Linked DNA regions of Homo sapiens: region 1 is linked to region 2. Evidence: read pairs that join two places in POLR2A ChIA-PET (ENCODE). Cell type or tissue: MCF 10A. All regions are shown on one strand. Each heading gives the region's core, and the rest is flanking DNA. Links, peaks and the distances in the headings are about the cores only. Region 1 overlaps ADRA1B (adrenoceptor alpha 1B). Region 2 has its middle 2.7 kb from the start of LINC01847.

The links. ChIA-PET counts read pairs that join two places held together with the same protein. Peaks named below come from ENCODE experiments on the same cell type or tissue, not always from the same donor. Only the 100,000 strongest peaks of a DNase experiment are listed, where the experiment ranks them.
Region 1: POLR2A ChIA-PET joins it to region 2 with 5 read pairs; 1 of 35 experiments calls an interaction of 5 or more read pairs at or near these places.

What each region holds. Positions count from the first base shown.
Region 1 is chr5:159,963,885-159,968,279 of GRCh38, forward strand. All of the region lies in intron 1 of ADRA1B (adrenoceptor alpha 1B), which reads left to right. Among named protein-coding and RNA genes, the nearest start is that of TTC1, 43 kb to the right of the region's middle. In MCF 10A, for the core only: a CTCF peak has its summit at 1,843; a DNase peak (open chromatin) is centred at 1,877.
Region 2 is chr5:159,871,931-159,876,325 of GRCh38, forward strand. It overlaps a transcript of ADRA1B not described here. Among named protein-coding and RNA genes, the nearest start is that of LINC01847, 2.7 kb to the left of the region's middle. RefSeq lists an enhancer at 1,852-3,051. In MCF 10A, for the core only: no CTCF peak of the experiment used is centred there; a DNase peak (open chromatin) is centred at 2,571.

The DNA.
Region 1 (4,395 bases), core at 214-4,213, 92 kb after region 2:
GTCCCTCTAAATCGCCCTTGGGCACTCAAAGACTAAGTGATGTGGGTGGGCTCACGGCAACATCTGTTCCTCGATTTATCCCTCCTCCCCTCACCACCCCACCCCGGAAAAAAAAGAATAAAATAATAGAAATGCTTCCCACATGTGGTTTCCCAGGGCTGCACCTACATAGCAGGAGAAATTCACTATGGATTTGGGTGGTGTGCAAGATTGAAATGACATCTAGAGATAGCACAAGAAACCGTGAGTCACATATTCAGTCAGTCCATCACTGAGCAAATATCTATTTCAGCACCTACTACGTGTGCCAGGGCCTGGGCTCTCCAGAGACAAAGTGGTTCCCTGTTCACTTCTCTTTCAATCCTTTAGGTTCCTCAGAGAGCAGTGCCTCTCAGTTTAGGGCCAAAATGTCTTCAGCACCTCTCAACCACTGCTAATCTCCCTTTTCGAGAAAGAGGGAGCAGGCCTCATTCACACCACAGTCTGGAGCTATCCAGGAGGTACAAACATTGTTTTGTTTTCATCTTATTTTCTCCACCATGATGTTTTATTTATAGTAAATGATGCAAGTTTTAAAATAGTGATAGAAAGCTTCCTTCAAAAGAATTGAGATACCAAAAACTAATTGACGCAAAGAAAAGCGCTAAGTAAATGGTGGTCCAGGTGGCAGAATGATGAATGCTTAGCAAGCTTTAGACCTGGGATGGGGGAGTCTCAACCCTTTGAGGGTTACTGATCCCCTTGAGACCATGACGACAGCTATGGACCCTAACCAAGAAAATATAGGAATGTTGCCCACAATTTTAGCAGGTTCAGGAACCACGTGGAGACCATAATTCAGCTGGTATTGGAAAGAGCAGTAGGGTAAGTCTCAATGCCCACACAGCACATAGACCTCATCCTCTTCACCACCTTCTTCATCTTGGTAGCAGTGGTACTGGTGGTAACAGCGGTGCTGGCAGTTGTAACAGTAGCAGCGCTCAAAGCAGTCATCATAGCTATACTTATTGAGTGCTTTCAATGTGCCAGGTACTTACCAAGCCTGAGCTCACCTCATCCGTACAGAAAATAATTATTACCCTCCCAATTTTCCAGGAAACCAAGCCTCACCAAACTTAAGGATCTTCTCCAAGGTCGCCCAGCTGAGAATGCCAGGGCTAGGGTTTGAACCCAGATCTACCTACCTGTGATGTCTGAGCAGGTCCTTAACCACTAAACTCCACTGCCTCAATAAATATTTGCTGAAGCAAATGAATGGCAACTTGAACAGGTCGTGGTGGCCACTCTGCCATTCACCAGTTGAGTGACCTTGAGTGAGTCACTCCCCTCACCCTCACTGGCCCTCCATTAAGGAAGGAGGCTTCCCAGGCCTGGCGAGCCATGATTCCAAGAGGCAGGGCAAGGAGCATCAGGAACATTCCATGAGCAAGGGAAGCGGAGGCAGGCTCAGGGCCAGGCTCGGGAACATGCACAGGGGGTTAGTGGCATTGTTAAAGAGCCCAGCGCAGCCCTGACTTCCAGCACAGAGTGTCCAGGCCTTCCAGGAACCCACACTTCCTGTTGTATTTACTCCCCTCACCCAGCAGCTTCACCCACCACACTCTTCTCCAGTGACAGGTCTGTTTGGCTGCCCAGGGGAAACGATCCCTGCCACACATCCTCTTACATGCCTAACAGGCTTAGCATCTTGTTACTTAACGACAGCTTCTTGGTTTCCACCAAGGCAGGCCAGTGCAGCAAACGGGACCCCCCTAATCCCAGCAGCTACTGTGCTGGCAGAGGAAGAAGGAGGAAGGAGGGGGTCGAAAAATTTGTGGCATCTGTGGCAGCCTGGCGGTCCAGTCCCTGACCCACACTGCCCCGCTGTGGTGAAAGTCTAGGGAAGCAGGCACGCCCCAGCAGGGATGGGCAAGGCTTTGGTCTCTGACTTCATGAGGGATCTGAATTTATTTATTTATTTATTTATTTTTTTGACACAGACCAGGCTGTAGAGCAATGGAGCGATCTCAGCTCACTGCAACTTCCACCTCCTGGGTTCAAGCGAGCATTTTGGCTAATTTGTGTATGTTTAGTAAAGACAGGGTTTTACCATGTTGGCGAGGCTGGTCTCAAACTCCTGACCTCAGGTAATCCGCCCTCCTTGGCCTCCCAAAGTGCTGGATTACAGGTGTGAGCCACCATACCCAGCCAGAACTCTGAATTTTAAGGCTGAAAAAGACCCAGCTCACACCACTCAATTAAAGAAAGAAAACAGGCACAAAACTGGAAAGCAGTTCACCCAAAATGATACATGTAGTAAAATAGACCCCAAATATGTTTCCTAAAATTAGATTTCCAGCCCAATCAGGGATTTACAGGGACAATAATTATTATTTAGTTAATTACTATTCATGCAGAGTTGACTGAGTGACAGACACCTGGGATCCAGAGTGCTCATAAGGACTCTACATGTTTTTACCTTGCTTAATCCTCACAACAATCAGAGAGGTCAGTACTATTATTAGCCCATCTTACTGATGAGGAACTAAGGCTTAGGGACAGTATGAAACTGGCCCAAGGTCACATGGCCAGAGCCAGGATTCTATTCCAGGGAGTCCCATTCCAATAAAAAAGGGGACTCCCTGTCAGAAGTCACTGAGGACTTGTTCAGGGTGCAAAGGAGGACAAAATAAAATGAAATGCAAATGGAACAAGAGGGCAAGATCAGTGTTCACCTACCAAACAAGTGAGGATTAAAAAGGCTGAAAGAGCCCAGAGGTGGGGAGTTGTAGGGAAAATGTCAGATTCAGGCACAGTTGATAGGTGGGTAAATTAGTACAACCAGTTCAAAAGGCAATTTGGCTGTCAGGGCTTAAATGTGGAAATGACCCAGTGATTCCTCATGTGAATTTATTGCACAGAAACACCCAAATGTGCATGAAAAAGTGAATGCATGTGGCTTTTCATCACTGCAGTCCGTAATAGCCAAAAATTGGAAATCACCTATAGAGAAGGCATTAAATAAAACTACCATCTATCCAGACAGTAGGATGTAATGCAGCCCTTGTGGGGTGGGGAGAGAAGTGAAATAGCACCACGTACTTTGACAAGGAAATATCTTTTACATACTGTAAGCAAAGAGAGCAATTTGGGGAAAGGTATGTGCAGTATGACCCCATTTTTTTAAATCTGGAAGGATTCCAAATAAAACTGTTAACTCTGATCCCTTCTGCTTAAGTGGAGTATTTTCACTCTAGACTTAACAGATTTTTTGTAATACGTATTTTTTAAATTCAGCATGTATTACTTTTGAAATAAAAAAAATATACAAATCTGGAGGGGAAAAGAAAAGAAATGAAGATATAGCTCCTTTCCAGAAGGAATTTACAATCTGGGTGATGAACTAGGATTCAGCCAGACCTGGGATGGCTTAACATGAAAAAGCAAACAATAAAATAACAAAATATGATCTGCTTGTATGAATTCTATGGGGTACAGAATAAATAAGTCCATCTGAGTTGAGTGGGGCTAATCAGAGCTGAGTTCCTGGAAGAGAATGGGTCAGGATATAAAGTATATTTAGAAAATGGTCACTATTTATTATTTTCAAGATGTCAGACTCTGTGTCAAGTATTTTACATGGATATTTTCATGTGTTCACAGTAACTCTATGACATAGATATTGTCCCCATTTTACAGATGGGAAAATTGAGGCTGAGATGGCTAATTAACTCTTCTAAAGCTGAACAGCCAATAACTCAAGAGAGGTTTCAATACGGGTCTGTGTCATCCCAAGTTCTGGGTTCCAGCCACTTGACCACACTGCCTAATCAGCCAAGGGCAAAGAATGGCCCTTGGCTTCTTCTTCTCAGAGGAATAAACAGTGTAATGAGCCCAAACCCAAAATGTGGCAGTAAATGCCCATGAGAAAAGTTGGCATCACCCCCTCACCTTTGGCTGAACACTTCTCAAGGCCATGGTCCTTGGAGGGTACATTGTAAGAAAACAGAGGCAAAAATCTAGCCCATCATTGTCCCTGACATGGTGCTTCCAGTGTGATGAACGTGAAGAACAACCAAAAAACGTATGCCGCGCAGACATAGGGGGAAAGTAAAATTTATGCCCCCTTCCTAATGCTACATGTGTTCTGTTGAATGGCCTCTTAGCTGCCATGGTGCAACACCACACCCCAAACTCATCTCTGCATTCCCACAGCTTGTCCTCATGCCTAGCACTTAGCAGGAGCTTAGTGTTTGTGGAACGGATGAATGAACGAACAAATGAATGGACATATAGCAAGTTAAATAACTATGACTATCATATACTGGTCTCTTGATCCAAAAAAATGGGACCAACAATAGTACCTTCCTCACTGGTACCTTCCGATTATAATTATTAAATAAGCTAGTGGTGTGA
Region 2 (4,395 bases), core at 90-4,089:
TGTTCCTCTCTGACACCCTGGAGCCCTTCCCTACTACTTTATGTACTCATGAGGGATCCTGCAGGACAATAAGCTTTGATAAACTTGATAAACTCCAACATTGCTTTTTCATGTCCTAATCAAAATGCCCAACTTGTATCATATCCTCTACATGAGTGACGATTAATCAACTAAAATAATCTTATAAGATTAAAATACTCTCATGATTAATCAAATAAAATAACCTTATTTTAAAATAATAAAATAATTAAGGCACTGGCTCGTCAACATTGTTAGAAATTGCACATGTGGCCTTTTGAGTGTGTCTATGTTAATGAGTGCTCTTGCTTGCAGAGATGCAGCTGCTGCTGGGGACACCACCTGAAGCAGGGAGGGAGAAATGCCCTAACTAGCTGCTTCTTCTTGTCCCCAAAATATCATTGGCCAAACTCAGCTAGAAGCCAGCTGATGCAGGAGCCTGGGAGCTACAGCTTGCAGAGATAAGATCCCTGTGATACAGAACAGAGGTGGGAAGGGAAAGACACTATGGGAAGACAAGTGGGCCCTGGACCAGCAAACTATTATTATCCCCATTTTACAGAAAGGGACATGGAGCTCAGAGAAGGTGATGTGATTGCCTAGAGTCATGCAACTGGTGAGTATGAGTGTGGACTTTGAATCCAGGTCTGTCTGAATCATAAGCCTGAGGTCTTGCCAGTCTTGCCTGGCTCTCACTACCATCATAGAAATTTCACTTGCTTTGTCTGACTGCTTGGTCAAGAGATAGACCAAGGTCCTGAGAGGCAGTTTCATGGCTCTGAAATCTGCAATAAAACCTTCCTTGGATTCAAGATCTGGGCTTTTATAAAAAAAATTCTGGGATACATGTGCAAAACGTTCAGGTTTGTTACATAGGTATACATGTGCCGTGGTGGTTTGCTGCACCTATCAACCCATCATCTAGGTTTTAAGCCCCACATGCATTAGATATTTGTCCTAATGCTCTCCCTCCCCTTGCCCCCCACCCCCAAACAGGCCCCAGTGTGTGATGTTCCCCTCCCTATGTCCATGTGTTCTCATTGTTCAACTCCCACCTATGAGTGAGAATATGCGGTGTTTGGTTTTCTGTTCCTGTGTTAGTTTGTGGAGAATGATGGTTTCTAGCTTCATCCATGTCCCTGCAAAGGACATGAATTCATTCTTTTTTATGGCTGCATAGTATTCCATAGTGTATATGTGCCACATTTTCTTTATCCAGTCTATCATTGATAGGCATTTAGGTTTGTTCCAAGTCCTTGGTATTGTAAATAGTGCTGCAATAAACATAAGTATGCATGTGTCTTTACAGCAGAATGATTTATAATCCTTTGGGTTTATACCCAAGATCTGGGCTTTTTGAAGGGCACAGAGTTGCAGGGCTCCAGCCTCCTTCAGGAAAGAACCCACTGAGTCCGCTGCTGCAAGTGCCATCAGCAGACACTCCAGCTGTCAGCATGAGCTTGGCAGCCTCAGCTGCAGAGAGCCACCTTGCCCAGGAGAGTACCCTTCCCTGACAGCACATACCCAATCACTGATAAAGGCTCAGTCTTTTCAGCTCACTGAGGACAACTCTAATAAACATCACAGTTCAACTTCTGCCTCTGTTCAATCCTGTTTCCTCTCCCTTCCCCAAGTGCCGATCCCTAACAACAAACCCTGACTATGACAGCCTATGACAGGACTTTTCGTTGTTATTGTGCTCATCTCAGAGCCCCCTCAGTCTACACATATACTGGATGATGGTGGCAACAGGAGTGAAAGCCATGGCAATGACCATCGTGGAGGTGGTTTCACCTCCTTCCATCTCTAGACAGTGTGCAGGCCTGTCCCCAGTGGAATTTTTCTGGTTAATTTAGACAGAAAAACAAATGGAGATACCATGAAATGATGAGGCACTCCATCATTTTTTTTGATGATGATCCATTGCTTCATTCCCCCAGAATGAATCACCAAAATAGTATTTGATTGGAAGGTCAGTGGAAGTACAACCATCAGCTTTTTAACCCCACCTCTTTGTTTTTTTATGCAGAGGGCAGAAAATGTCTTCTGGACGACTTACTGTCTTGATAGTGTCTTCATACTGGAACAGAAACACAACCTAACATTCTGTAGCCCTTCTGGGCTATTGGGGTCTTCTCTCTAGAGGTAACTAGACTGGTTTCTGCCTTTCTGTAAAATATTCCCTCTGAAGATTCCCAGGATGCTTGGAGAAGTGCTCAGACCCACTGATTTCTAATACCAGCCCCTAGAGCCACAATAAAGGCCTGAAGCTTGGTGGGGCTTCCAAAAGCCATCAAGTCCACCTCTCTGCCCTTGGGAAGAACCTCCCACCACCACCAACATACACATATTTTCTTTCTTCAAAATGAAATAAATTCCTTATTTTCTTGGCTATCCCAGCTCACCACTATCCAATCAGATGACACAAGCTACTGAAGCTCTGTAGAGCTGTGGGTGGCCTCCTTCACAATTTTCTTCCCTGCCAACTAATTCCTGACCTTAACCTTCTTAGGTGTCAGTGCAGCACCTATTATTCATGACTTCATTGACATTTCTTCCAAATCCCTGAAGCTGGTGGTGACTCATTCCCTCTTGTCATCAAGGGGCATCATTGGGCTGTATACAGTACATGGCATGAAGTTCATTTTAGCTGTTCTCTGAAGTCTTGCAACAAAGGAGCTCTGAAAATTTTTAATTTGATGACCTGGAGGCAAACATGAAGATTTCCAATTTAACAGCCTGAAGAATTAAATTAAACAACCTGTGTGGGTCATGCAGGGACAAGGAGCCTGGACTTGCCCCCTTGGGGGTCAGAGTCCTCAGGTCCATGGAAAGTTGGTCTAACAAAGGTCTAAAATGTCCACAGCAGTCCAGGCCTTCCCTAGAGGGCCCCGTTTGAATTTATTCATGTACCCAAATGCAGTTTGCACGAAAAGGGTATGTCCTTGTATTTTCCATGGGATATTTTCTTTAGCTGAAAAGAACTGAACATTTATTGGGCTAAATGAGAACTGAGAATTCGTGCTCCTAGACAAAACTGGTGTCTTCACAGCACTAATTAAGTCAAACAGGATGGCAATTTCCTGGGAAATTGCATCAAAACTCCTAGCTTCATGGTCGTTTGGTGGTATAGGTCCCCTCCACCCCGATTCTTAGAGCCTGAGCCACACTGGCATTTAGATAAGAGAAGGGGGCTTTGGTAACATAATTCATGGTGGAGAAAACAACAGTGGCCTTTTCAGTAAAATCATGCACAGGACTTATACTAAGAGAAGGTTTATCCTGCAGGATAAAAGCTTGTTGGCTTGCAGATGTCCTACCTTAATGTCAGGACACAGTTATATCCTTTTATTCTCTTTTCTCCCCTCCTCTATTCCCCACTCCCACAAAACTCAAGCCCACAACCGCAGCTCCTACCCAAGAGCAAAATCTGAAATAAGTCACCGACAGCCTTAAGGACCAAGCTCAAGGAAAAATGAAACTCTGGAGTTAAACCCAAGTCACAAATATATGACCCTGAGACCATACCTAGTGCATGGATACATCAGTTTGGTTCATATACAGTATCTTACTTTAAAATTTCAACATGCATTTCTAAATTGAGAGAGTCCACTAAAACTCCAGTTTTCCAGTTTCTCCTGAAAAATAAAAATATCCAGCCACAGCTGGATAGGATTCCTGCACAGCCAGAACCAGCTGGAGCTCAATAACCAGCATCAGCCCCTTCACAAGGGGCACACCCTCTCTAATTCGCCTTCCTTGTGCCACACAAGTTCCAGTTTTGCATAGTTCTGCTCTGGTCCCTGCAGGCATCCAGGTTTGAGTCCCCTGAATTAAAGCAGGGAAAGGAGAAGAAAAAGGGAGGGTCAACTGAGAAGAGGTTTCCCTGATATATTTGTTCAGATGCTTTGGTATAGATGGAACAGCATACGTGACTAAAAGTTGCTTAAACAACAAGGGCCGGGCATGGTGGCTCACGCCCGTAATCCCAACACTTTGGGAGGCTGAGGTGGGCGGATCACTTGAGGTCAGGAGTTCGTGACCAGCCTGGCCAACATGGTAAAACCCCATCTCTACTAAAAATACAAAAATTAAGCAGAAATGGTGGTGCATACCTGTAATCCCAGCTACTCACGAGGCTGAGGCAGGAGAATCGCTTGAACTCAGGAGACAGAGGTTACAGTGAACTGAGATCACGCCACTGCACCCCAGCTGGGGGACAGAGCAAGACTCTGTCTCAAAAACAAAACAAAACAAAACAATAAGGACTTTTATTACTTCATTTTAAAAAAGTCTACAAGTTGGCATGGTTAGATTGTGGCTCAACAATGTCAAGGCTCTGCATCGGCTTCTGTGCCATGTTTTTGGCTTTCTCCT